Linked DNA regions of Homo sapiens: region 1 is linked to region 2. A link is an interaction called in ENCODE POLR2A ChIA-PET data of the cell type or tissue named here. Cell type or tissue: HepG2. All regions are shown on one strand. Each heading gives the region's core, and the rest is flanking DNA. Links, peaks and the distances in the headings are about the cores only.

What was found. ChIA-PET counts read pairs that join two places held together with the same protein. Peaks named below come from ENCODE experiments on the same cell type or tissue, not always from the same donor. Only the 100,000 strongest peaks of a DNase experiment are listed, where the experiment ranks them.
Region 1: POLR2A ChIA-PET joins it to region 2 with 5 read pairs; 1 of 35 experiments calls an interaction of 5 or more read pairs at or near these places.

The regions. Positions count from the first base shown.
Region 1 is chr7:95,494,418-95,509,902 of GRCh38, reverse strand. It overlaps ASB4 (ankyrin repeat and SOCS box containing 4), which reads right to left. Exons shown (of 5, transcript NM_016116.3): 2 at 13,846-14,145. Among named protein-coding and RNA genes, the nearest start is that of ASB4, 16 kb to the right of the region's middle. RefSeq lists an enhancer at 8,504-8,553 and a silencer at 8,852-9,146. In HepG2, for the core only: no CTCF peak of the experiment used is centred there; DNase peaks (open chromatin) are centred at 9,062 and 10,132.
Region 2 is chr7:94,974,517-94,990,001 of GRCh38, reverse strand. The region is part of intron 2 of PPP1R9A (protein phosphatase 1 regulatory subunit 9A); the gene reads right to left. Among named protein-coding and RNA genes, the nearest start is that of PPP1R9A, 75 kb to the right of the region's middle. In HepG2, for the core only: no CTCF peak of the experiment used is centred there; a DNase peak (open chromatin) is centred at 9,021; H3K4me3 peaks cover 563 bases.

The sequences.
Region 1 (15,485 bases), core at 7,049-11,048, 520 kb before region 2:
GAATCTGACAAGCTTTGTACTGAGGCCTGATTCAACTTATCTGAGTCTCCGATTCCTCATTTTTTAAATAAGGAGAATAATGTGCAACCTCACATGGTTGTTGCAAGGATTAAATGAAACATTTTATTTTCAAGTACCTGACATAGCCACATCATAGATGCTTAATATATATTATTTTCCTTTCAGTTTTCCCCTTCATATGCATGTATACCGGCAACATCAATTTCCTTTATATGTAGTGCCAATGCTGTTAACTTTATTAAGCTAGATTTTCCATTAAGCATTTATCCTTATTCATTAGCTAGGAGGACTGACGCACAAAGATATTAAATTATTTACTCAAGTTTAATGAATGAAATTGAAAACCCTTTTCCTCTGCTTAACATGAATGTGCCCTTTTCAGTATGCAGAGCTTTGTTGCATTTATTCAGAAGCTATTGCTAAGTGCTTAGTTTGGAATAGAGGATTAATGAGCCCGGAGACATGGCGTTGGTCACCATGGCAACCAAACTAGCTTTGCTGTGTTCCAAGCTCAAACAACGGATGTGGGATGCTTAACTCTGGCCTGTGGTATATAGCTGGGTGTTCTTTTTCATATATCTGACTCCCCATTGCTCCTTCCAATTACTCCCTAATTCTCGTGGAAAGATAAATAAAAAGAACACCCCTACTTCTTTAGGGCTTTGCTTTTTCAGCTATACCACCTAATCTCCTTCCCGAATATAATTATCTTCCCATCTGTTTCTTAAGATTTTAGCACCTAACTCACATTACTCCTCACCTCAAAAATTCCTGACATTATTTTGGGGGTCTTTAATACCACATGAATGACCCACCCAATCTCCTGGTCTCCCCGTTTCTGAATCTCATTCACTTCAGTGACTTTCTCCTACTCTGACTTGATGACTCCAACCCACAGTCATACCTGGACTGAGTCGTTATCTGAAATTTATCTGTCTCCAGAAATCACTGATTCACATATCCAATTCTCTGCCCACAATCTTCTGTCTTTGCATCTTGCTTGTTCAGTGTCCACTATAACAATTCTTGGACTCCATCAGATCCCTCTCTGTGTTCTCTTTGTCCATTAAATGTTCCTTTCTTCTCTCCTTCTCTATCCAGCTTAGTTCCATATTTTATCATTTTAATAACTCTTTTGCTGGAACTTTAAATTCCCTTCATCTCTTCATAGCATCTATCTGGGGCCATTATGAGTGACCCTAAACCTGCGTGAGCCCAATTATCTGCTGTCTCAGTGCCTGCACCCAAGCAGCTGAGTGCTGTGTGACAAAAACCACCTGTGCCACCTGTGCAAGACTAGTAGCATCATAAAGGCAAACATCAAAACTCAATTGGACCCTCCAGACTGCTCGGAAACCCAGTGTTTCTCTGTTTGACTTACTTTCCTGTTCTCTATAATTCCCTATAATAATTATTCTCTATAATTATAGAAAATATAATATTTCCTCTCTAACAATTATTTCAAACCTCTTTTTTCCTCAGATCTTTTATACTTCTTCTCTTTTCACTCTCAACTCTCTTCACTTCTTACTTTACATAAAAAATGCCCTTCAAAGGGAAGCTTCCTTAAAGCCTTCCCACCACACACATCAACTCTCATTCTCTCCTTCTCTGCCTCTGGCTACGATAGAACAGAGGTTCTCCTCTCCAAAGTCAATCCTTTTACCTGCTCTGGATCTCATTTCCCAAACTTCTCAGAATCCTCACACCAAAAATTATCCCTACTGTCTTCTTTGTCTTCAATGTCTGCCCTACTGGTGGATTTTTCCATCAGTTTTTTAAATGCTCAGGTTTCTATCATCTAAAATCTAAAAAAAAAATAAGTTCAAACCCATTTTCCTCTTCATCTACCTTCTCATCTCCTCTTCACAAATACTCCTTAAAAGGCTTGTTCACACTTTCAGACACCCTCCTTTTTAGTTCTCAATCCCCCCCACTCTGACTTCTGCATCCGTCGCTCAACTCATTGGTATAATCTTCAGTTCCATCCATGTCACTAAATCCAATAGCAGCTGTTTAACTCTCAACTTACTGGATCTCTCCGTAGTATTTAACACTTCTGACTTCTCCCTCCTTCCTGACATACTCTCTTCATATGGGAAAGAAGCAATGTGTACAACTGAGCATGATTTTACTGGTAATGATCATGAAATTGCTCTGGTTCAACTGCACTCTTTTCCCTAGTGCTAGAACTTGTTGTCAATTGAACATTCAATAAATTTTTAACAATCAACACCCAATATGTACTATGCACTGGGCTCTGCCAAGCAAAACAGTCTCTGGTCTCCTGAAACTTATGGTTTAGTGAGGGAGGCAGTTACTAATCAAAGAATTCAACAAATAAAATGTAAGTGCCACAGAGGAAAGCTACAATGTGCTATGAGAATACAGAACATAGCATTGGGACCTAATTGATTTTAAAGGAATTAAGGAAGACTGATCCTCAGAAGTGAAGTCTGAACTAAGACTTCGCACAGGAGTAGAAGTTTGCTCGGCAAAGAAGAGGAGCAGAGCATTCTAGATAGCAGATATGCTGTATTTGCATCCCCAGCCTTTTCCCCTAACTTAGCACCTGGAATAATGGCATTTAGGTCTTGACTCTCTAGAAAAAAAGCCAGTTAGATTTTTTTTCGGAGAATCTGACCAATCTCAAGGAAAAAAAAATTCATAAGAGACTATGTCAGAGATTCCTCAGATGAAAGGTGCAGCCAGATACCCTGCAGCAAAAAAACAAACAAACAAACAAAAAACCTCTACGTAGATAATTAGATTCCAAATCAGCTTTTAGTGACTCGGATCTTAAATATAGGCAGACAGCCAAGGATTATAAGACATCTGAGGAAAACCTCTAATATAGTTGACAGAGACAATAAAAACAGAGAAAAACAACCTAGAAAAGATCTCCCAGCAAGTAGAGAATAAAAAACATAAAATAGGAGAGACGAGACAATACAAGATAATTAGAGAAACAGTCCAGGGAGGTTCGATATCCAAATAATAGTAATTCAAGAAAGAGAGCATATAGAAAGCAGAAGAAAAGAACTCACCCAGGAAATAATTCAGGAACATTTTTCAGAACTGATAGACAAGCAGTTTGGAATTGAATGGACTCAGTACAAAGGATGAAGATAAACCTACCAAGACAGTTCATTGTGAAATTTTAGAACATCAAAGACCAAAAAAAAAAAAAAAAAAGAATCTAAATTCCCCAGAGAGGAAGATAAAAATTCACATAAAAAAATGAAGATGTAAATGGCTTTCAATTTTCCAGCTGCAGTACTGGAAACTAGAAGGCAATGGGGCAATGCCTTCACCATGCTAAAAGAAAATGTTTATGAATCTAGAATTCTACTCTAAGTCGGGGGTAGAATTCATGCACTGGGGTGCATGTATGGTCTCATGCACCCTTTCTCAGAAATGTACCAGAGGACATATCTAACCCAAACAGGCAACACACCAAGATTTAGGAAGACTTGTGGTCCAGAAAACAGGAGAGAGGAAAAGGGTGTCCCTGGGATGATAGGGAATGGGAATCCCAGGATGACAGTGGTTCACCAGATGCACATCAACCTGAAACTCATTGGAGCAGGTCTGAAGACTCCAGAAGGAACTTTTTCAAGAAAATAACATTGATAAAATACCCACTGAGTTTAAATATTTCAGAAAAGATTAAAACTATTGTCTGACCAGGTACAATGCCTCACACCTATAATTCCAGCACTTTGTAGGCCTAGGCAGGAGGATCACTTGAGGCCAGGAGTTGGAGACTAGCCTCATCAAAATAGCAAGACCCTGTCTCTACTAAAAATAATTTTTTAAAAATTAGCCAGGCACGGCCCATGTGCCTGTAGTCTCAGCTACTTGGGAGGCTGAGGTGGGAGGACTGCTTGAGCCTGGGAAGTCAAACCTGCAGTGAACCATGGTCATGCCACTGCATTCTAGCCTGGGTGACAGAGTGAAACCCTGTCTCTAAAAATGAATAAAGTAAAATAAAATAAAAATATTGGCAAAAGCTTTGAGGTTAAATAGCAATGAGTATGTAGAAAATTAAGCAAAAGAATGAAATAAGACAGTTTTCTACAGAGATAACAAACATTGCACAAAAAAAGAAACTATCATAGTTGACCACAAGCCTCATAGTTATAATATAACATCATAAGGGACAGGGAATGAATAAGTATTTGGGGGGGGGGGGACACGGATAGAGGAAAAGGAGCCAGATCCTCATTTTCCATTAGAATAAATCAATAGATTCTCATAAAGCTGCTTCTATTGCTACTTATTCTTTTCCACTTTTATGGATAAATAAATGGTATTTATTTAGTAATTTGGAGCTAAATACCAAACTAATCAGCTCAAGGAAGTAAAAGTGGTTGCCTCTGAAGAAGGAATAATCTAGTACTACATTTTTCATTATAAACCTTGAATATGGTATCTTCTTAATGTCTTTTAAACAATTTTCATATTTCTTCCACCTCTTTTGCTAAATATATTTTCTAGGCCCCTTAAATTTCTTGTGATATTATAAATATATCTTTTCTTACATTGCAATTTCTAGCTGCTTATTTCTGGTATACAGAAATGCAATTGATTTTTGTATATTGATCTTAAATGCACTACCTCTTCTGAACTCAGTTACTAGTTGTAACCATTTAATTGTAGATTTTCTTGGATTTTCCATGTAGACAAACATCCTGTTTTAAATAACGGCCATTTTGCTTCCTTCTTTTCAATCATCGTACATTATGTATTTTTCTCTTCTCTTTGTGCCAGTTAGGACCTCCAGGACAGGGCTGAAGAGACTGTGACGAGAGCAGAAAAGTTGTTTCATTCGTGATTCTAAAGAGATGCTTCTACAATTTCACCACTAAATAGACTATCAACTTGAAAGCACTGCTTAAGGTTGTGTTTCCTGAAGTGTGGTATGATTTTTCGTGGAACATGCTTTACGGGACTGGAGTAACTGCTGACTGACTAGGTGTGAGATAGGGACTGCAAACTCATTTCAAGTTCACTCACTCAGAGCAGAATGATTGGAGGCAAGTCTTCTGGAAAAAGCAGTGACCAGAAGACACGGCCTTTTAGAGTCATTTTCTGCCATCTGAGAACAGAGGGTCTCTGAGCAGATGGAGGTCAAGAATTTAATTGCCTTTTATTTGCTGTTACTGTTACCCTCAGTGTATGTCAAGGGATTTTGGGTTTCAATTTTTTATAGTAATATCAAGTTTCCTTTAAAATTGAATTTCATAAGTAATATCAATTTGATGACAACATTAAATTCATATTGCACAGGTGGTACTCACAATACAGCAGATGTGGCAAAAATCCTCAGGGTGGTTTGCAAATGTCTAACATGGTCAGATTTATGCTATTACAATGTATAACGCAGAAGATGAAAAGATGGAACGCGGTGAGGTGGTAAGAGCAGCGTCTGTCCAGCAGGCATATCTATTTCGGATTAAAATGAAGGCCAGTGACATCTTGCCTTACCATGTTCCACTTCATTGACCAGGGAATTTCCTAACATGTGGTTGACTTGTGTCACTGTCAGATAAAGTAGCAGGGAACAGTCTTTTAAAAGGCATGGTCCCCTTTACATTGCCCCCATGTCACTTTCTGCTAAGGAACATTTGAATTTTTATGGCTTTCCTGCAGTAACAAATTTTCCTCCTACTGTCAGGATTTGCTTCATGCAGAGTAAAGCGGGCAGCTTTCATTTTCCTCTTACGAATGGAATAGGTAGAAATAATATGCTGCTTAGCAGCCACCTAAACCTGCCCCGACTCTCTTTATTCATAGGGAAATGCAGGATTCAAGGAGAGGAGGTTTTTCAGCAGGGTAAATAAGCCTTCTCAACTGATGAACATTATTTTACTAATACCAAAGGCAACAAAGGCCAGGAGATGGGGGCATTAAGTAGAAAGGCAAACAGAAAAATAACAGACAAAATCCAGCATGGGGACAAAGCAGGCTCTGCAACACTGAAAAAATAGGGGAAAATCCTTTAAGAGAAAATTGGGTGCAATTTTTTGCCTCAATTAGCCTTTTCCACAAAGAGCACTTTTCCACAAAGAGCCCATTAAATAGCAAATGAAATTACATCGGTTTTCAGTTGCCATGGCATTGGTTCTTCCTCTAACGGACTTCTGTGGTCCTGAGCTTAATGTTAGCCTGACGTATTTTCCTCGTCTATATGTTGTCTCAATTCCCTCTGTCCAGCTACAAAGTGATGTATTTGAGTTCTCCCCCAGAGTATCTGTGACATAATCTAAGAGAGAGAAAATTTAGCCTTTGGCTATACCTCTAGAGACTGAGAGGGTAAAACTGATGAAGAGCAGCATTTCATTAACCATGAACCACACAGTTTTCATTTATTAGGTGGCAGTGGGTCCCCATCCATGCACTCAGGGCTTCTGGAGCCATTCCCAGATCTGTCAGTAATCTCAGTAACTATTTATTGAGCACTTTCTATGTGCCAAGCGCTGTCCAAGAAGCTGAGGCATAAAAATGCAAAGGAAAGAAAACAAGATGCTCACAGTCTTTTAGTTTCCAGGTTAGAAGACCTACCTGCAAAACACTTACTTTCTCCTCATGCATAAGATGGGTTGAAATTTTACCCAGTGATCTGATTCACAGGTTTGTTTTCTTATTTATATATCTGCCAGCTGCCACACTTTAAAAAAAATTATTCTAGCAGCAAGGATCTAAAATAACAGATTTGCCTTTTTGAAATTGCTTAGCTACAGTTAAACATTAGCTATAATATCAAGTTTCACTCTGATATTTTAAATATTATTTTGATATGCATAGTCACATATAATTTTCAGAAAAATACATCTATACAGTCCATACTGTCCCATAAGCTGCTTTTTACAACCTTCCCATGTGAATGGACATTCCTTTAAACATCATTTTAAATATCTGCATGGTATGGCGGTAACAACATGAAATTTTCTATTAGATATGTAAGCATTTTTCAGTTTTTCAGTAATATAAATGACTCTCTGAGGGCAAATAGGAATCAAGCAATTTTTTGAGACTCTAAATACATTTAAAAATTAAAAGTGCCTATCTATATATTTTCAATTGTGGTACATTTTAAATGTTTTTCTTAACCAATCAAAACTTCTAAGATGAAAATATAAGGTAAAATAAGTAAAATATACTCTAACTGCATTATTCTGAAAACTCTTACAGAATTAGGAGAAAGTCTCTAATTTCTAGTGTACTGCAGGTCATGTGACCAAGCACAATTCTAAGTTACATGATCAGTGTCTTTCTTTTTCTTTCTCCCCAGTTATCTCTTTGACTTTAGGTATAACCTAGTTCAGAGATAACATCTAAAGTCTGAATTTGAGGCCCTAAGTAAATGACAGCCCTGGGTAAAATGGTCTCCTGCCTAGAATTGGTCCCTAATCCTAGAGGCGAATTTTCTAAGTTACAAGAAAGTTTTAAGCTTTTGATATGTGTTATCAATTTGCCCCCCCCCCGCAGGCTGGTACCTATTTACATTCTATTAAGCGTGTGTAAGAGCACTTCCCTATGTGTTTGTCATATATGTATTATCTTTTGTATGCTTATTAACGTAACAAACAACAACAAAATAGCTAATTGTCATTTTAATTGACATGTTACTGATTACCAATGAAGGCTATCATTATGTCATATATTTATTTGCTGTTTATATGATTTTTCTTTTTTTTCCCTTAAATATTCCTGTTCTTGGTCGTTTTGTTCTTTTTCTTTTTTTACCTCTTTCTCTCTCTTTTTTTTTTAGTTGTTAGCCTCATTACTTTAATTGAAAAACTTCTGCGTATAGTAAGCCCTTTGTCATATAGTCTCAAATATTTTCCCCAGTTTTATGATTGCCTTTTAATTTTATGGTGTTTGCCCTTCTGAAGTTGAACATTTTTGCTTTCTCTAATTTATCTCTATTTTCTTTGTGAATTCGGCCTTTGATGACATGGCTTGAAAGAGTAAGTGGATCTTTAATGGACTTCTATTCTCTCTCCTTGATTCTTATAAGCCTAATTCATTAGTGTCAGCCTACAAGCATTGCCCAAGCTTCCCCCTACCTCTTTCTTCCTTCTCATCTCTAGGTAGTCTCCCTCTGTTGACAAGAACAAAAGAGATGGGGAATAACTGTACCGGCTGGGAAAGGTGACACCTCTAGGGAGTGAAAGGTTGGCCACTCTGTCAGTTTGTGGTTGATGAAGTCACATGAAAAGGCCACAATGTAAAAAGTTAACAAAGTTTCAGTTACACCGGATGATGAATAAGTTCTGAAGATCTAATGTATAGCAGGATGACTATAGTTAGTAACACTGCATTGTTTACTGGAAATTTGTTGAAAGTAGATCTTAAGTGTTCTTATTTATGATTAAGATGAAAAGATGGAATGCGGTGAGGTGGTAAGAGCAGCGTCTGTCCAGCAGGCCTATCTATTTCGGATTAAAATGAAGGCCAGTGACATCTTGCCTTACCATGTTCCACTTCATTGACCAGGGAATTTCCTAACATGTGGTTGACTTGTGTCACTGTCAGATAAAGTAGCAGGGAACAGTCTTTTAAAAGGCATGGCCCCCTTTACATTGCCCCCATGCTACATTCTGCTAAGAAACATTTGAATTTTTATGGCTTTCCTGCAGTAACAAATTTTCCTCCTACTGTCAGGATTTGCTTCATGCAGAGTAAAGTGGGCAGCTTTCATTTTCATTTCATTATTACGAAAAGTGAGACAAAAAATGTTTTAATTAGAAAGTTAATGATTAAATTAATATATAATTTCTAAAATTCCTTAAACTCTTAAAAATAAAAAGCTTGCATGTTTAAACTAATTAAATTTAAAAATCAATAAAGATAAAAACTAAATCTAAACATAAATGAATGAGTAAATGTGAAGAGTGGTGATGGCTACACATAGAAAATGTGAGTAAGCTCCAAATTATGCCTAACCTTGTCCCTGTAGCTTCCTTCCTAAGTGGGAGGCTGCAAAAGCGAAGAAGAGCACAATTGCTGGAGGGAGGTCACAGGTCACTATTATCTACAGTTGGAGATCAGAGGAAAACCTTGTGTGCCAAAGTAAGTGATTCATAGAAATAACAGTTGAAGATGTATGAGACAGGATAACTGAAAGGTTCCAGTCTTTCAGAAGTTGAGATGAGATGAAATCCAGAGAATATGGGATACAGCCTCATTTTTAACAAGTGAACCAAAGAAGAAGGAGAATATGCTGGGCTGAATTTTTTCTTCCCCTTCATTTCCGCAGGTTGAAAAGATCATGGCTTTTTTTTTTTTTTTTTTTTTTTTTTTTGAGACAGATCTTGCTCTGTCACACAGGCTGGTGTGCAGTGGTCCAATAATAGCTCACAGCAGCCAGCCTCAAACTCGTGAGCTCAAGCAATTCTCCTGCCTCAGCCTTTCGAGTAGCTAGGAATACAGATGCACCACCATGCCTGGTTAATTTATTTTTCCTTTAGTAAAGATGTGGTCTCACTATGTTGCCCAGTCTGATCTCAAACTCCTGGCCTCAAAAGGTCCTCCTGCCTCAGCCTCCCCAAAGTTCTGGGATTACAAGCATAAGCCACGGCTCCTAGCCACATGGCATCTTTTATAAGTCCAGTAATCCTACTACATTTCTCTAGTAAGTTTCTTCTCCCATTTTTTTTCTCCCGAACCTCCCATTCCTTCTCCATTCTTATGAAAATGTCTATGCTTTCTGCTCTCCTCTCATTTTTTGGCTGGTGACTTTGACACATTGTTGAGGGGAAAAACCATCCGAACTCCCTCATCGTAGCACCATCAAATCTATAAATATTCTGGCATTTAAAACCATCTTTTACTTTGTCCCGCTTCTTAAAAATGAGGATGCTCCCAGCTACTTGGGAGGCTGAGGCAGGAGAATGGCGTGAACCCGGGAGGCAGAGCTTGCAGTGAGCCGAGATCGCACCACTGCACTCCAGCCCAGGCGACAAAGCGAGACTCCGTCTCAAAAAAAAAAAAAAAAAAAAAAAAAAGAGGATGTATCCCGTAGTCTCTGGATTTAATCTCATCTCAACTTCTGAAGGACTTTCAGTTATCCTGTCTCGTGCATCTTCAGCTGTTTTCTTTCTATGAATCATTTCCTTTAGCACACAAGCTTTTTCTTTGATCTCCAACTGTAGGTAAGTCTTGCCTGTGACCTCCCTCCAGCCCCCTCCAGCAATCATGCTCTTCTTATGTTCACTTCTGCAGCCTCACTTCTTTTTACCAATTGTTTACCTGTGGCATCTCTGGTTTCTTACCACCCATTTGCACTTTATACCATTCAAATCTGGCTTTTAACACTGTTTCACCAAAACTATTTTTGTCAGTGATAACTCTGTCACCTAATCTAATGAACATCTAATTAACCCTGGGTAGCTATCACTATAGCTGGCCACTCTCTGCTTCTGGAACCTACTACCTCTTTCTTTGTCCTTGTGTTGCCAAAATACTCTTGGTTTTCTCCAATTTTACTTATCAGTATATCTTACTCTCCTTTACTGGTTTCTCCTCATCCTTCTAACATTGAAATGTTAGAATTCATTGGGGCTTTTTCATAGATTCACTTTTCTCTATATATACTCTTTATCCAGGCGATTCCATTGATTTCCTTGACTTCAAATACAATCTATAGGCCAACAATTCTGAAATTATACCTTTAGTCCAGGGCTCTGTTCTGAAATCTATACTTTTATATAAAGTGCATCCTTGACATTTTCACTGAAGTTTCAAAGAGATATGAAAACTCTCATACTTAAAACTGATCTAGGAGGACTCACTCTATCTGATTTCAAGACTTGATACAAACCTGTGGCAATCAAGTCAGTGGAGCATTAGGGAAAAAAATAAAAAGATATATAGGTCAATGGAATAGGCTGGAGTCCAGAAATAAACCCATACATATATTGCCAATTGATTTTTGACAAAAATACTAAGGCAGTTTGATGGTGAAAGAATATTCTTTTCAACAAATGGTGTTGAAACAACTGGGCATCCATATAAAAAAAGACGAACCTAACCCATAACTTATACCATATAAAAAAATTAACTCAAAATGAATCCTACACCTAAAAGTAAAATCTGAAATGACAAAACCTCTAGAAATAAACATATGAAACAAATTTTTTGCTAGGAGGAAAAAAATTGGTAAATTGAATTTATCAGAACTAAATACTTCTTCTCTTTGAAAGATACTGTTAGGAAAATGAAAAGAAAAGCCACAGAATGAAGAGAAATACGTGCAAACTATGTATCTGATAAATGACTAGTATTCGGAATATATATCAAGAACTCTCTCAAATCAATAAGAATACAGGCAACCCATTTCTTTAAAGGAGTAAAAGTTACAGACATTTCACCAAAGTAAATAATATACAGATGGCAAATCAATACATGAAAACATGTTCAACATCCTTAGTCATCAGAGAAATTCAAATTAAAACAATGAGATACCATTACAAACATATTTAGAATGGCTAACATTCTAATGATCTACCCCCCAGTAGAGGGACATTTAGAATGTTAGCCAATATGTTAGCTATTCTAATATGTTTGTAATGATTGCAAACTGATGTTGCCCACGCTGAACTCAAACTCCTAGACCCAAGCAGTTCTCCCACCTTGGCCTCCCAAAATACTGATATTATAGGTGTGAGCCACCGTGCCCAGCCTAATTTTTTTTATCTCACATTATCAAGTTCTGCCAAGCAACTGGAATTCTCATACATTGCTGATAGAAATACGAAATGACAGAACTACTTTGGAAAACAGTGTTGCAGTTTCTTATAAATTTACCACATAGCCATCATCCCACTCCTAGGTATTTATATAAGAGAAATAAAAAGTCCACATAAAAACCTGTATGCAAATGTTTATATCAGCCTTTCTTTGAAAACTGACAAAACCTAAGGACATTCCAAATGTCCCTCTACTGGGGGGTAGATCAATTTTGTTATGTGTATACAATGGAATACTACTCAGCAATAAAAAGGTCTAATTTATTGGTCCATGCAACCATATGGATGGATCTCAAATGTATTATGCTAAGTGAGAGAAACCAGACTCAGAAGCCTACATATTTTATATTTTAATGTATATGACATTCTGAAAACAGGCAAAATTATAGGGACAGAAAACATCAGTGGTTGTCTGTAGATGTAGAGGGGGAGAGGACTAACTACAAAGGGCATCAGGAAACTTTTTAAGATGATTGGCATGATAGTTTCACAAAAACAATATTTCTCAAAATGTTAAATTGTACTGTTAATTTTGCTGAGTGAAAATTATACCTCCATAAACTGACTTTTTAAAAAATGGATTTAATGATTATCCCTACATAGGTGCCTCTTCCTCAAGTTTCTTTACCTCAAAAAATGGCATCACTATCTGCCTATTTACTAAAACCTGAAACCAGGCAATGATACTTGGGACTTCCTTTTTCCTTCACACCCCACCCACATCCAATCCATCTCTGAATCCCAACAATTCTACTTCCAAAATGTATTGCAAACCCATCTCCTAAACTTCCTATCTGAGCTTGCCCCTGGTGCAAGCCACCATCTTCTCTCACCTAGACTATTACAATAGCTTCCCTACTGGTCTCCCTGCTTCCATTCTTGTCTACCTCCAATCTATTTTCTGCATAGCTCCAGAATAATGACTTTAAAGGAAAATTAAATCATGTCACTGTCTTACTGAAAACTTTTTTGTGGCTCCATTTCAGAGCCCTACACTTTGACCCTCAAAGGCCCTGTAGGATCTAACACATCCAATGTCATCTTGTAACACTCCCCTCTACCCTCTTGTCCTTCCCACCCTACCCCACACCCATGATACTCTGGTCATAGTAGCCCTCTTCTATCTGTTTAATATTCCAAGTTTTATTGCTCTCTTAGCAATTTTGCTCAAGCTATTTCCTATAGCTAGACCCCTCTTCCTCTCGGCGTTCTTTTTTAATGGCTGTCTCCTTCCCATTTGTTTTTTGTTTGTTTTTGTTCTTTGTTTTTTGTTTTGAGACAGGGTCTCACTCTGTCAGTCAGGCTGGAGTGCAGTGGCATAATCACAAGTCACTGCAGCCTTGACCTCTTGGGATCAAGTGACCCTCCTACCTCAGTCTCCTGAGTAGCTGGGACCACAGGTGCATGCCACCATGCCCGGCTAATTTTTTTTGCTTTTTGTAGAGATGGGGTCTCCCTATGTTGCCGAGACTGGTCTCGAACTCCTGGGCTCAAGTGATCCTCTCACCTTAGCCTCCAAAACTTCTGGTACCACAAGCATGAGCCACAGCACCTGGCCGTCCTTTTCATTCTTAAAATTTCAGCCTACCTAGCATAATATCCTTAGAGAAGACTTTATACATTTTATAGTAATTCACTTCTGACATCCTCATTCATAACTCCTGTTTTCTCCTTCAAAACACTGTCCCAATTTATAATTATATATTTATGAATTTATTTTGTTAATATTTGTCTCCCTTATTAGAATATACTTTCTTTGAGGGCAGGAGTATTTTCTCTTTTTCATTGACTTAGTGCATTACCTGATGCATAATAGGAGCTAAATAAATATTTGTTAAGTAAATGAGTAAATGAATGAACTTCCTGCTATTAGATAATAAGATTTTAATGTGATCATCATTGAATTACCTGAATCAACAGAACTATGTATTTTTTAGGGCCTTCTGTACTAGGCATAATTGCATCTTTATGCTTACTACATCATCTGGGGTAGGTAGGGGTCACAAAGTCTTGAAACCATGAGTGTACAAGCAGACAACAATGTTGGCCACCCAGAAAGGCTTACCTCTCCAAACCAATTGCTTGGCACAGAGAATGGAACTTGGAGTTGTACAAAAGTGCAAAGCTGTGTGTCCACTTAAGGAGTAGCAATTGAGCTTTGCCCCACGATCACAGAGGATCTTAACACAATCCACATTGGCCATTTCACAAGCCACGTGAAGAGGGGTTTTCCCATTGGGTCTACAGTTGATTGTAGCATTGTGGTCCAGTAGCACCAGAAGACATTCCACATGGCCAAACAAGACAGAGAGATGGAGGCCTGTGGCCCAGGAAGACTTCAATTTATAGCTAGGCAACCAGTAACCTGAAAAAAAAAAAAAAAAGGAAAAGGAAAGTTTAACTTCTTGACCTAGGCTTTCTCCCTGTTTTGTGAGGATTTTTACAAGTATTTTATTTTGGCCACATTTATAAAAGTGGGGTGGAGAGGGGATGACAGAGGTTTTAAACTAATAGCTAATGGGTCTGCAAGCGTTTTGTTAAATAGCATATTCTGATATTCATCAGGGGAACAGGCTTTCTCAAGCTCTCACTGTCTCTACTGTTTCTTATTACTGTGTCTTGTTCCTTTATTTACTTTACCTTTCTAGGTCTTGAAGGCATTTAAGTTTGGGATCTTCATTTATGTAATTGTATTTTATTTTGCATGCTGAGTTATTTGAGATGCTTCAAGGATATTTTTTTAAAAAACTTTCAATCATTGAGAGTTTGTCTTGAATGATTCCAAGGCTGTCAGTTGCAAGCTTATAATTTTTATTCTATCCAAAATCTTTTTTCCTATAGTTGTTGTCAATCCAACATATGAATATATTTAATCTTTTTAAAAAAATTATCACTCCAAGATTTTATTTGCCTGCCTGTTGATTTATGCAATATCGCTTTCCAAAGACGAATTTAAGGCAACTCTCAACTTTCACACACTTAAAGATTTTTTAAACGATTTAGAAAATAAGGGCAAAATAAAAAAGTAGGAAAATAAAAATGTCAAAAGTAAGACAAATACATACACAAAATATAAACTGTATCCTATACACTAGAATGGCATTGCAAATTTGCCTTTGAATTTCCTAGCAGCCAAAATAAACAGGAAAATAAGATATGTTGCATAATTAACTATGTCTACAAGCCATACATAAATGATTGGGCAGGGGAAGCATAGATGTGCCTAGAACTGAGATCTTCAATAATTTTTCCCATTGGTTTTTGGAAATGTGCATTCTCTCTCTCTGCCTCTCTCTCTCTCTTTTCTCCCACTGATCTCTGACTTCTATACGCTGAGCTGGTCTTTTTTCTATAAATCTGCAACTATTGCCACATTTGACAAGCTATAACTATGATGACTTTATAAACCTTCTTTCTATGTCAATGCCAATAGCCATAGCATTTAAGCTTTTATGAATGGAGAACGGAAAATAGGTACAGAAAGAAAAAATACTGAGGGCAAGAAGATGAAGAGATAGTTCTTCAACAGTCACAGCGTAGAAGTTACTTTAGGGCTGAAACAACAAAATAAATTTTAACATGGATAAATCAAAAGTTTGCTTATAGATTATAAAAATTCCACTTACAAGTACAAAGTAAGCAGAATATGATTTAATGGTCATTTATTTGAGAAACAACCTAGGGATTTGAGCTGTAATCTCAAAA
Region 2 (15,485 bases), core at 6,645-10,644:
TCATATTTTAACTAATCAAACGCTTCATGAAGCACATTTTATACTCGATCAACAAAGAGTCTTTTTTCTAATTATGTTCAAAAACTTCACAACTACTTTATTATATAAATGCATATTTAATTCCTTTATAGGCAATCAAGAGGTTAAAATATCAGCTAACAGGGGCAATCTGACCTTGATTTTTCAAATAATGAACTGGCTACGTATGAAATAATCTGTATAAGAAATAAGTTGTATAAGAAAACATGATTTAGTAAATAAGTATTACAAATATACTAAATATTTTGTCTGTTACATTAAGCCGATGGTTCTCAAACTTCAGACTGCATCAGAATCACCTGAGGAGTTTGGTAAAAAGCCACTGTAAGGAAATTGGGAATGAGAAAAAAGATGACAGTGCACTCAAGATGAAAAAATATGGACTTTGTGGTACAAAACCTTCCACGTTTTCTAATTCTAGCTTTTCATTGACTTCGAGCTATACTGCAACTCAAATTGTTGATTAACTGCTGTAGATAACTGAGAGCAATGTAAATTATTCTAGTCTGGAGACATGCAAGAAAATTCTGTCCCATGGAGGTTCAACTGACTACCCCCAATAGAAAGTCAGTTTGCTGACCACTTGGAAATTTAGTTCAATATCCTTTACTCCACATAAATTTGTGCTTCTTTGAACTGTTTATAATATCTGACTAGTTCCATCATTAATGACTTAAATAAAATCTTCAAAATGTGTTCAATACTTAGATAACTCATTATTTGTATCTAGATAAGAGTGTTAATTTTACATCTCTTTGAAACCCTAAGTCAGTGGGGTTTTTTTTCACATATGGTTCTAAAACCAGCCTCATTAACATCACCTGGAAACTTGTTAGAAATGCACATTCTCAGGCTACATTTAGACCTACTTTTCTAACCAAACTTCCAGGTAATTCTGATGCAAGCTAAAATCTGAAAGCTACTGGACTAAAAGAGTCCTCAAAACTGTGATAACCATTGTTTTAGAGTTAACTATTTTGATTGTTTTCTGTTGTAAAGTCAAAGGGTTCACCAAATTTAATCAGTAGTTTTACATGGGAGTAAAATAACCTAAAAGATTTAATGCAAATTTTAAAACTCCTGAACAGCTAAGGACTGAAAAAAAAAATCAGGCTAAATTATGGGGTGGGAGGCAGGTTATCAATCCAGGATGTTAGGATATGAAACAGTATAAGTATATGTATATGTATTTGTATTACATCTATTCTAAAGCTGAAACTCTGCCTACTTTACACCTACAGAATGGTTTACTCTCAACATATATTTTGACTCATAACTTCTTATTTTCATTTTTTTAGAAAGTAGACGTTTCTCATTTCACTTTTCCACTGTTTTCAATAAAGGTTAAGAAAATGTAACAGAAGTAAATACCTACATAATTCAGACACTCAAATTCTGTTTCTATACTCACTAGGAATTATTTAGCCTAGTTTTCAGATCTAATCAGATCTGCTGGAAATTGGCTCATCCCTCCAATTCACTAATTACTTAAATACACACAGTGTCACCACTTGGAAACATTACTAAAACAAAAAAAACTTACTAAACTGTTGAGCTGGTGTCTTATCCAATAATTTTTAATAAATTGGAAAGGTCTCTTCTTAAATACTTAAGTTACAAATATGTAAAATAAGCACCAGAATATGAGAAGATATGGAGGATCTATTGTCAAATTATAAAAGACTTTTAATATTCTTGATTTTTGTTTTGTTTTAACTGAGGTATTTCCTCCAGAATTGTAATATACACATATTTGGGTTATGTCTTCATATTCCCAATATCTCCTTCTAACAAAATTTTCTGGTATTTTAATTGTAATAAAGACCAAACATCAGCAGGCAGAGTTTCCCATCTGGAAACAGATGAAAAATTCCTAGGCCTTTAGCCCACAAGTGTCCAGGGTAATGAACCTCTGATCCAATTCCAAGTATTTACTGTGTTAACTATTTTTTTAATCAAATAAATAAAACTTATACACAGTAGGATGTGTTTTATCACCTTTAAGTTAGAATATTAAGTGACTTACAATGCAAAACATGACAAGAACTGTACTTCAAATGACAGTTAATATTTTACAAAGAGAATAAAGCTGGAAATCTGAATAACATCTCAAATGTATGTAATAAGATAAGGAGGAATTGAGAAAAAACAATAATAGTAAGTTAGCAAATAAGCTAACAACTATTCTAAACATGTTTTCAAAAGAAGAGAACATCTTTTTAAAGTTAAAAAATGGCTCATACATAATAGTGTACAAATTGCATTTTATAAAACATTTTTACATGTCCCATACCACTATAAATAATTTCATAAATATCCCTTTCAATGGTTGCATAAAATAGCATTCAGGGAAGATACCTAAAATGTGTCACTTTTAGGGTAAGGGTATGTGACTGTTCACTAGTTTAAATAACGCTACAGAGAACTTTCATCCTTTTGAATTATTTACATAGAATACACTATGAGAAGTAGGCTTACTAGCTCAAAGGATACGAATACATCTTGATTTTTACTGGAAGAAATACCTCCTCTCCTACTATCACACTTGATGCAAAAGGAGTATTACTTTATCTATATAGTTAAGATACTGTTTTCTTAATAGGATTTAATTTCTAAATCTTCAACCATATTTGCAGTTTCACTAAATTTACAATTTTTTCTTTTAAATAAATTTTGAGACGCTGCTTATCTGCTGAATAGGACACAACAGAATGAATTACTTTATGTGACATAAACAGCAGAGCCACAGCCAAAGCTAGGTTTAAAAGAGAAAAAGGTTTGAAAACGACAAATATTCCCTACTTTGTCAACCACACAATGTTCTCCTCTGGTTGATATTTTATCAATTTCTGACCATTTGCAAACATTTTATTTTTATTCCTAAACTTCACTGGTCTCTTACTTTGAGATCACCAAGGAACTGGATAGTTCATGTTATCAATTATAAGAGAAAAGTGGCCCAATCCATACCCCGACAAGAGAACAGCTCCACACCAAAGGCTGCTGCCCAAACCCTACTGGCCAGCTCCTATATGGCTGGTGAGCAATGGATACTTTTACAACATTAAAGATCTGGCATAAGCCAATCTTATAATAAAAAAGACAAAACAAAGTTACCTAAAACTAGAAGCAGCAGCAGCTTTTTAAAAGTATATAGTCTATTCAAAAGTCAAAATCATAAATCTATTTCTTTTTCCCTTTTCTTTTTAATTGACACATAATAATTGTACATATTCATGGAATACAGTGTGCTATTTCAATGCCTGTGTATCCAGTGTATAATGATTAAATCTGGATAATTAAGATATGCAGCACCTCAAACATTTATCATTTTGTGCTGTGAACATTCAAAATCTTCTAGCTTTTTGAAAATATACACTAAATTACTGTTACCCATAATCATCCTACATTGCTGTACAACACTGGAATTTATTCCTCTCTTCTAGCTATAATTTTGTATCTGTTAACCAACCTCTCCTAGCCTCTAATAACCACAATTCTACTCTCTACCTCTATCCGCTCATGTTTTAGCTCCTATATATGAGTGAGAACACAGTATTTATCTTTCTGTGCCTGACTTAGTTCACTTAGTATAATGTCCTCCAGGTTCATCCATGTTGCAGAGAAGCATGAATCTATTTCTGAATGTCAATATTTTAATCCATGTAACAATAATTTTAATAATTTTATTATAAGAGAGCATGAAGTCAAGTGGACAAGAATATTGGAAAAGGAAGAGACAACAGAACAGGTTCTTCTAGAATTTGAGCAATGGAAATGCAAGTTTAACTAAAAAGAAAATAATGGTAGTGGTAAAAGTATAACACAACCTTGAAAGAACCTACCTAACATATTATTCACCAAAACCAGTGCTACAAACTTTCCCCAACCATCAAAATTTTCTCCATTATATTTTTTGCTTGCTGATATCAAGTTAGCTTCCAAAGATTTTAAAACTTGTGCAAACTCACTTACACTGAATATCTGAAAAAAGCTATTATGTCTCCTCCTCCCAACAGCCAAATCTTCCTCAAGATAAATATCTCATTTTTCTGAAAACTTTCTCATATCCATCCATACATGGCAATTGCCATTAGCTATTAAAATTAAGTTGAAGAATATTTAACAATCTGAAAGAAAATTTTATGATTCCATTTTTTTATAGAGTAATAGAGAAGAATTGGGGCAAGTGCCCTCAATCATAAGAAACTCTCCTCTAAGACCTATCTCACGTGCAGAGACACACACAGGCTCAAAATAAAGGGACGGAGGAAGATGTACCAAGCAAATGGAAAGCAAAAAAAAATAAAAGCAGGAGTTGCAATCCCAGTCTCTGATAAAACAGATTTTAAACCAACAAAGATCAAAAGAAACAAAGAAGTCCATCACATAATGGTAAAGGGATCAATTCAACAAGAAGAGCTAAGTATCCTAAATATATATGCATCCAATACAGGAGCACCCAGATTCATAAGGTAAGTCCTGAGAGATCTAAAAAGAGACTTACACTCCCACACAATAATAATGGGAGACTTTAATACCCCACTGTGAATATTAGACAGATCAACGAGACGGAAGGTTAACAAGGATATCCAGGACTTGAACTCAGCTCTGCACCAAGCAGACCTAATAGACATCTACAGAACTCTCCACCCCAAATCAACAAAATATACATTATTCTCAGCATCACATTGCACTTATTCCAAAATTGACCACATAGTAAAGCACTCCTCAGCAAATGTAAAAGAACAGAAATAATAAACTGTCTCTCAGACCACAGTGCAATCAAACTAGAACTCAGGGTTAAGAAACTCACTCAAAACTGCACAACTACATGGAAACTGAACAATCTGCTCCTGAATGACGACTGGGTAAATAACAAAATGAAGGCAGAAATAAAGATGTACTTTGAAACCAATGAGAACGAAGACACAACATACCAGAATTTCTGGGACATATTTAAAACAGTGCGTAGAAGGAAATTTACAGCACTAAATGCCCACAAGAGAAAGCAGGAAAGATCAAAAATTGACACCCTAACATCACAATTAAAAGAACTAGAGAAGCAAGAGCAAACAAATTCAAAAGTTAGCAGAAGGCAAGAAATAACTAAGATCAGAAAAGAACTGAAGGAGATAGAGACACAAAAAACCCTTCAAAAAAATCAATGAATCCAGGAGCTGCTTTTTTGAAAAGATCAACAAAATTGATAGACCACTACCAAGACTAATAAAGAAGGAAAGAGAGAAGAATCAAATAGATGCAATAAAAAATGATAAAGGGGATATCACCACCGATCTCAAGGAAATACAAACTACCATCAGAGAATACTATAAACACCTCTATGCAAATAAATTAGGAAATCTGGAAGAAATGGATAAATTCCTGGACACATACACCCTCCCAAGACTAAACAAGGAAGAAGCTGAATCTCTGAATAGACCAATAACAGGCTCTGAAATTGAGGCAATAATTAAGAGCCTACCAACCAAAAAAACTCCGAGACCAGATGGATTCACAGCCAAATTCTATCAGAGGTACAGAAAGGAGCTGGTCCCATTCCTTTTGAAACTATTCCAATCAATAGAAAAAGAGAGAATTCTCCCTAACTCATTTTATGAGGCAAACATCACCCTGATACCAAAGCCTGGCAGAGACACAGCAAAAAAAGAGAATTTTAGACCAATATCCCTGACGAACATTGATGCAAAAATCCTCAATAAAATATTGGCAAACCGAATCCAGCAGCACATCAAAAAGCTTATCCACTAAGATCAAGTGGGCTTCATCCCTGGGATGCAAGGCTGGTTCAACATACGCAAATCAATAAATGTAATCCAGCATGTAAACAGAACCAAAGACAAAAACCACATGATTATCTCAATAGATGCAAAAAAGGCCTTCGATAAAATTCAACAGGCCTTCATGCTAAAAACTCTCAATAAACTAGGTATTGATGGAACCTATCTCAAAATAATAAGAGCTATTTATGACAAACCCACAGCCAGTATCATACTGAATGGGCAAAAACTGAAAGCATTCCCTTTGAAAACTGGCACAAGACAGGGATGCCCTCTCTCACCACTCCTATTCAACATAGTGTTGGAAGTTCTGGCCAGGGAAATCAGGCAAGAGAAAGAAATAAAAGGTATTCGATTAGGAAACGAGGAAGTCAAACTGTCCCTGTTTGCAGATGACATGATTGTATATTTAGAAAATCCCATCATCTCAGCCCAAAATCTCCTTAGGCTGATAAGCAACTTCAGCAAAGTCGCAGGATACAAAATCAATGTGCAAAAATCACAAGCATTCTTATACACCAATAACAGACAGACAGAGAGCCAAATCATGAGTGTACCCTCATTCACAATTGCTACAAAGAGAATAAAATACCCAGGAATACAACTTACAAGGGATGTGAACGACCTCTTCAAGGAGAACTACAAACCACTGCTCAATGAAATAAAAGATGACACAAACAAATTGAAGAATATTCCATGCTCATGGATAGGAAGAATCAGTATCATGAAAATGGCCATACTGCTCAAGGTAATTTATAGATTCAATGCCATCCCCATCAAGCTACCAATGACTTTCTTCACAGAATTGGAAAAAACTACTTTAAAGTTCATATGGAACCAAAAAAGAGCCCAAATGGCCAAGACAATCCTAAGCAAAAAGAACAATGCTGGAGGCATCAAGTTACCTGACTTCAAACTATACTACAAGGCTACAGTAACCAAAACAGCATGGTACTGGTACAAAAACAGAGATATAGACCAATAGAACAGAACAGAGCCCTCAGAAATAACACCACACATCTACAACCATCTGATCTTTGACAAATTTGACAAAAACAAGCAATGAGGAATTTATTAAATAGGAATTCCCTATTTAATAAATGTTGCTGGGGAAACTGGCTAGCCATATGTAGAAAGCTGAAACTGGATCCTTTCCTTATACCTTATACAAAAATTAATTCAAGATGGATTAAAGACTTAAATGTTAGACCTAAAACCATAAAAACCCTAGAAGAAAACCTAGGCAATACCCATTCAGGACATAAGCATGGGCAAGGACTTCATGACTAAAACACCAAAAGCAATGGCAACAAAAGCCAAAATGGGATCTAATTAAACTGAAGAGCTTCTGCACAGCAAAAGAAACTACCATCAGAGTGAACAGGCAACCTACAGAATGGGAGAAAATTTTTGCAATCTACTCATCTGACAAAGGGCTAATATCCAGAATCTACAAAGAACTCAAACAAATTTACAAGAAAAAATCAAACAACCCCATCAAAAAGTGGGCAAAGGATATGAACAGACACTTTTCAAAAGAAGACATTTATGCAGCCAACAGACACATGAAAAAATGCTCATCATCACTGGTCATCAGAGAAATGCAAATCAAAACCACAATGAGATACCATCTCATGCCAGTTAGAATGGCGATCATTAAAAAGTCAGGAAACAACGGGTGCTGGAGAGGATGTGGAGAAATGGGAACACTTTTACATTGTGGGTGGGACTGTAAAGTAGTTCAACCATTGTGGAAGACAGTGTGGCAATTCCTCAAGGATCTAGAACTAGAAATACCATTTGACCCAGTGATCCCATTACTGGGTATATACCCAAAGAATTATAAATCATACTACTATAAAGACACATGCACACCTATGTTTACTGTGGCACTATTCACAATAGCAAAGACTTGGAACCAACCCAAATGTCCATCAATGATAGACTGGATTAAGAAAATGTGTCACATATACACCATGGAATACTATGCAGCCATAAAAAATGATGAGTTCATGTCCTTTGTAGGGACATGGATGAAGCTGGAAACCATCATTCTGAGCAAACTATAGCAAGGATGGAAAACCAAACACTGCATGTTCTTGCTCATAGATGGGAATTGAACGATGAGAACTCTTGGGCACAGGGCGGGGAACATCACACACTGAGGCCTGTAGTGGGGTGGGGGGTTGGGGGAGGGATAGCATTAGGAGAAATACCTAATGTAAATGATGAGTTAATGGGTGCGGCAAACCAACATGGCACGTGTATACATATGCAACAAACCTGCACATTGTGCACAGGTACCCTAGAACTTAAAGTATAATTAAAAAAAATTAAATTAAATTAAAAAAAGAAACTCTTCTCTGTAATAATCACAGCAACTTGTAACAACCTCAATTTTGCTTCATGACTGCTATGAAAATATGGACACTAGTGTGAAAAGACAAGAAATACAAAATTGTATTAGAATATATGTACATATGTATGTATAATAGCCTAAGATGAAGACTTCACCTGAAAATAACACCAGCTGGAGGTTGAAAAGAAAATTATCTGTAATACAAGGTGAAAATATGCCCACAAGATAATTATCTGTAATAATAAGTTTTTTTTAAAAAAAACGTAGGCCAGGCACAGTGGCTCATGCCTGTAAACCCAACACTTTGGGAGGCTGAGGCAGGCTCATCAGAGGTCAGGAGTTTGAGACCAGCCTGGCCAACATGGTGAAACCCCATCTGTACTAAAAATACAAAAATTAGCCGGCTGCGGTAGCGCACTCCTGTAGTCTCAGCAATTCAGGAGGCTGAGGCAGGAGAATTGCTTGAACCTGAGAGACAGAGGTTGCAGTGAGCCGAGATCGAGATCTTGCCACTGCACTACAGCCTGGGCGACAGAGTGAGACTGTGTCTCAAAAAAAATAAATAAATAAGTACACTGGGCCCCCTGCCTAAGAAGGTTTATGGGAACAAGGGTACCCTACTCAACAGAAAGAATGTGACATCTGAGACCAAAAACCTAAGCTTCTAGCTCACATTTTCTTCTTTAAGCTAGATACAAATGAGATGATGAAAAACTGTGAGCAAGCAACCATCTCCCATTATTCTCTAGCACAGCTGCACAGCAATTTACAAATATTTATTCACTTGCTTATTATCTCTTCCACTACACTGAAATTCCTGGAGATAAGGACGGCCTGTTTGTTCACCTTCAAATAGGCAGTGGTAAGTTCAGAGCGTGGCACACAGATGCCACTCAACAAAGATTAGTTATACAAATATATGACTCTTCTATATGCATTTTTAAAATTATCTGATGGTAGAGATCACTTTCTTATGGTCAGTGGGCTTTGAGTAATATTCAATATTTTTATCCTTCTCATAAGAACCCAGATCAAAGAAGTTATTTTTATGTACACTGTCACAGTAACATACTCCATAGTTGTGCGGCACCTCAGAGATAAGGTAGGCCAGGATTTTTCAAAAAGCAAGTTATGACTCAGTAAGGGTTATGAAATCAATTTAGCTCATGTCCAACTTTTTCTAAAAAAAAAAAAAAACACTAAACTGGGCATGGTAGCATGCGCCTGTAGTCCCAGCTACTTGGGAGGCTGAGGTGAGAGGATTACCTGAGCCCAGGAGGTTGCGTCACCACACTCTAGCCTGAGCGACAGAGTGAGACCCTGTCTCAAAAACTGAATATTTTATAAACAGCTAGAAAAGTATTAGAATGTACTGTACAATGTAAAAGTAAGTACTATTTCATGAAACTTTTATTTTATATATATAACTGTAATATTAATACAATATTAATACACACACACGCACATAAATGTGCCAATGCACTGCTTAGAGCAAGCTTGTCCAACCTGTGGCCCACGGGCCGCATGAGGCCCAGGGTGGCTTTGAAAGCGGCCCAACACAAATTCGTAAACTTTCTTAAACATTATGAGATTTTCTGTGATTTTTTTTTTTTTTTTTTTAGCTCATCAGCTATTGTTAGTATATTTCATGTGTGGCCCAAGGCGATTCTTCTTCCAGTGTGACCCAGGGAAGCCAAAAGATTGGACACCCCAGCTTAGAGTGTAGAGTTGTGGCCAAATTTTAAGAACAAGCATCAATCTAGACAATTACGCCAATGGTAAAAGAAGCATTAGTCTAGACAATTATACCAATTCACAAGTATTATGAATTTTCTGACTTAATATTTCAATCCTTACAGGTAAATACTAAAAAGGTACCCCAAAACCAAAAAAAAATACCTTTAACATTGTCAACCAAAGTAACATATACTCAACCATTCTTTTTCTCTTGTCAGATAATTGAGTTATGCCTGCACACCACCAAACTAGCATTTGGCTTTCACTATTTTAAATAACTGGCCATAGGACATAGGAGACATCTGCACAGTTACAATTAAAAACAAAAGCTGAGTAAAGAGCCTTACTCCTTCACCTAAGCCACCACAGAATTTGGTGTTTCCCCTGGAGAAAATTAAGAGGTAATAATGACACTTGCCTCATTGGGTATTCAGAGATCTTCCATGGGGTGACCTTGATAATAACAGATTACAAGTAACTCTAAGTCAACTGAAAACAGCTTTCTAAAAAACTTTTTTTAAGTCCACACTATCTAGAAATAACCTAAAATTACTGTCAAAGCTTTGCATCCATTTGCTAAGTAGCATTTAACATTAGTGCTTATTATCTTTTGTAAAAACCTAAGGGTGATACACTCAAACCACAAATCCCATTGAGAGATCTCCAAGAAAATTCACAGAGACAGCACTGATTAACAGCTACACTCTCCTATAAAGACTCACTAATGGAGATATACAGGATATACCTGGCTATTAATAAACTGAATTTAATACAATTTATTGCAGAAAAACTAAAAATGTAATCTGGCACTACAAATATATGACAAATCTGATTAACAAAATAAAAGAGTTTGCTCAAACAAGTAAACTCTAATAGTAAACCAACTGTCTCTCCCTTCAGAATTTGCCCAGAAAGCACCATAAACTTGATCTAAACAACTCAAATTCTATCACTACAAATGTTGATGTTGGCTGGACATGGTAGCTCATGCCTATAATCCCAGCACTTTGTGGGGCCAAGGCGGAGGAATCACTTGAGGTCAGCAGTTCGAGACCAGCCTGGCCAACATGGCAAAACCCCATCTTTACCAAAAATACAAAAATTAGCTGGGCCTGGTGGCACATGCCTGTAATCCTAGCTACTCGGGAGGCTGAGGCAGGAGAATAGCTTGAACCCAGGAGGCGAAGGTTGTAGTGAGCTGAGATCACGCCACTGCACTCCAGCCTGCGCAACAGAGCGAGACCGTGTCTCACAAAACAAAACAAAAACTGTTGATGTTTTAAGAAGAAGCACTACTCTGAACATCTAAATTAAATGGATTCTGGAAAATAAATCAGTCTAGAATTTTCAGAAATGTTGAAAAGTTGAAACAGTATTCAGAATACTTACACTAGGTCATTATTTCATTCTAAATATGACTGGTGTTTATTTTGGGAAAAGCACTCAGCGAAGAAACCACTGAATGAAAATGAATGCAGCCCACAAAAAAAAGATCAAGATAGAAAAAAGTGTCGAGAAATGAATTGGCAATGTAAAATTTTTAAGCAGCCTCCAAGAAAAGGAGTAAGTTTTTAGGAAAAATACTATCATGCCTAGAATTATTTATCAGGCTTTCATAACTTTACTGAAGGAGAATCTGTAATATTTATTCAGTCTTTCAAGCATTTATTCTTTCAGTAGCCATTTACATGTCACATAAAAATTTAGTCTACTCTATAATCATAAATCAATTAAAAACATGCAGGCTCTATATTTAGTAGATAGCCATAATTTGGCTTTTTGGTACAATTCAATCTCAGGTAAACTGAAACAATTTACTCTCCTAGATTATTCCTTAGCTAGGTATCTTATAAGAAATCACTTTATGGCCTAGGAGAATTATGCCACTCCCCATTCCCTATCCCTCAACGTTCACAGGCTTTGCATCACAATCTACTTTGAAGACACTGGAGCTAAACACTCACTTTATCCCCTTCATATCAGTCACCACAAGAAGCCCAAGATGGGCCGGGCATGGTGGCTCACGCCTGTAATCCCAGCACTTTGGGAGGCCGAGGCGGGTGGATCATGAGGTCAGGGATTCAAGACCAGCCTGGCCAATATGGTGAAATCCCATCTCTACTAAAAATACAAAAATTAGCCGGGCATGGTGGCACGTGCCTGTAGTCCCAGCTACTCAGGAGGCTGAGGCAGAAGAATCGCTTGAACCTGGGAGGCAGTGGTTGCAGTGAGCCGAGATCACGCCACTGAACTCCAGCCTGGGTGACAGAGCAAGATTCCATTTCAAAAAAAAAAAAAAAAGAAAATGAAAAAGAAGACCAAGATACCCAAGTCATCCTTCACCACCTAGCCTCTTATCACCATAACATTCTCTATATCCCCTGATTTGGCCTCATATCCCAACCATCCTCTCAGGAACTCATTGTCAATTGTCTACAGATTGATAAACAGTCTGACTTGTTAATCTTCAATTTAATTATCTCCTCTAAATTCTCTCCTGAACTCACCCCATTCAAGCTTTTGTCCCACCTCTCCATGAAAATGACTCCATTCAAAGATTACCAATGTCTTCAATGTTGCTCAATGGTCAATTCTCATCTTAGTCGAACCATCAGCAACATTTAACAAAACTGATCACCCCATTTTCTTGAAACATGTTTCTTAACTTGGCTTTTGGGGAACCATCTACCTCAGCTATTCTTGATGGTCACAGTTGCTCTTCTTGGTCTACTTTGCTGATTCCTTGTCTTCCCAGCCCCTCAATAATGGAGAGCTCTGGGGCTTGTGACTCGAATCTCTTCTTTTCCTATATTCACTCTCTAGTGACAACTGCCAAATTTCTCTTCAACCCAGACATCTCCCCTAAACTGCCTTTCGAACACCTCAATTTGAATGTCTAACAGGCACCTCAAGTTTAATATGTAAAAACCATATCCTTGATCCCCTCTTACTCCCACAAGCCCCCATATCCTTCAGTCTTCCCCACTGTAGGGAAAGGCAATTACAGGATTCTAGCTGTTTAGACCAAAAACCTGGCTGATATCCTTTACTCTCATATACCATAGCCAATCTGTTAGCCAAGTTGGATCTACCTTCCCAATATATCGCAACACACACTTACTTATTCAATTCTCATTTATTCTCTAGATCCCCAGCAAGAATATAACCTACATAAAGAAGGGACCATGTCTGTTTTGGTCACTGTAGTATCCCCAATACCTAGAATAGAGCCTGACACCAAGCAGATACTCAATAAATACATGTAGAGTGAATGATTAATAAATAAAAGATTCCAGATCCTTGATTCCATTCAAAATAACAGCCATCCCATCAAAGTAAAACATTCCCTGAGGCTGAAGTTAAAACAGCCTTACTCCCTGCTAAAAAGAACCTCTTTTATTTAATGAACACATATATTCACCAACCACAACCAGTCAAAACAAAATATGCATTAAGAATAAAACATGTTAGGCTGAGATAGGTGGATCACGAGGTCAGGAGATCGAGACCATCCTGGCTAACACACTGAAACCCCGTCTCCACTAAAAATATAAAAAATTAGCCAGACGTGGTGGCACATGCCTATAGTCTCAGCTACTCGGGAGGCTGAGGCAGGAGAATCGCCTGAACCCAGGAGTCAGAGGTGCAGTGGGCCGAGATCACACCACTGCACTCCAGCCTGGGTGACAGAGCGAGACTTCATCTCAAAAAAAAAAAAAAAGAATAAAACATGTTAAATATAACAGATAATGTATTATGCATGACTCACCAAAGAACTAAAATCCAACATAATAAACAATGCCGTAATAATTTTTGTATTATTTTATGTTATTAATAATTTAGTAGGTATTTTAGTTTTCTGTCCTGTACAATACCAGTCATCACCATACTTGACAGATAACAGATAATTTCCCAAATAAACTTTATATCATAAGCCCTTATCAGTCTCTTTTAAAGACAGAAAGTGATTAACTCTGTTAATCAATGCTGGCTAAAAAAAATACAGGAGCACTAACCATTTTGTAACCAAACCTGAACACACAATCCCTGATATAGAGACATAAACTTAATAATGACCCAACATTTAGAGAGAAAAGAGAAAGTAAAGAAAGAGGAAGACAGAGAAACCGGGGCTACTTTCTAAAATAGTAATCACTAGGGGAATGAATAACCTGAAATTGTACCTTTATAATTGAGAGGAAGGGGTTAAAAATGTACAATTAATAAATTACTGGTTTTTATGAATGACCAGTGACATCTTCTGAGAAGACCCCAATCCAGCTAAGCAAAGATAACCTATTTCTTTCAAACTGATTTGGGATATATTTTCCCACAGAAACAAAAATATCAACTCAATAAATGGAAATTGTACAGTTAATACTTAAAGTACATTTGGGTGAAAAATATTTGTGAACTGGCCTGGGAACATAGCCAGTAATTTTTGTACTGCTTCAATAAGGAAAAAAAAAATGTGTTCTGAGTTCCAAACAGCTGTCTTACACATAAACTTCTGAAACACAACTAGCTCATGTTCTGGAAACTGTGTATACAGGTTATATTTCAAGGGATTCAATTTGGCCCACAGCATTTCTGAATATGTTTAAGAATGAGTCACTTTACACTAGACCTCTTCCACTCAGATGCAGTTTCAAAGACCTCTAGCTTCAAGGATCTTAATCCTTAAAAAAAAAAAAAAAAAAAAAAAAAAACAAAAAAAAACTACAGCCTGTCCAGAGGTAAATGGAAATGTTGAACATTTTATAAATCTGCAGCAAAGCTAAAAGAACAGCTTCAAGCTACCAGGCTACTTTTCTTCATCTATGAATAAACTAGAGTAAACTTCCTTTATCACAGTGATTCATATCAATTTTTAGGTTATAGCACAATGTCACTGCTTATTTGATTTTGAGACCAGAGTATGTTATATACTAAGATTCTTCTAAAGACTGCAACACAGTATTTTTTTTCCAAATTAAGAGAAGAGTTCATTTTTTCAATAATTTAAAAATGCTAGCTAAACTTATCTGAAAAGCTCCCTAAGGGTCCTGAAAAATATGGATTAAGAATCATTTATATATAGGGACATATCAGATACTATAAACTTTCCTCTCAAATTCTATTACTGCTTACCAGAGCCCAGGATCTTAAAACTACAATCAATTTCCTGTATGGTGTCTATATTTCCTCAAATTAAAACACCATTTCTGTTTTCTCTTCTCTATAACTTTCTCTTCTCTATAACTTGTCTTGACTTATTTATGAGTTATTTTAATGTGCCTCTACTGAACAACTCAAATAGCTGACTTTAGTGATTGAAAATGCTGTTATCCAGTCAAGACCAGCTTGACTGTGGCAAAGACATTTATGTACGTTTCCCAGGAGTTAAGAAAATAAAACAAGAAGCGTCAATGTTTTTTTAGAAGAGAAACAAGAATGAAACTGTGTTGACCTGACGTAACTAAAGAGACCCATCACTGCCCCAGTGTTTCTTAGATGAATTAATCAGAAGAAAAGGACATGCTCTTGTTCTTTTTCCAACACCTTCCTCT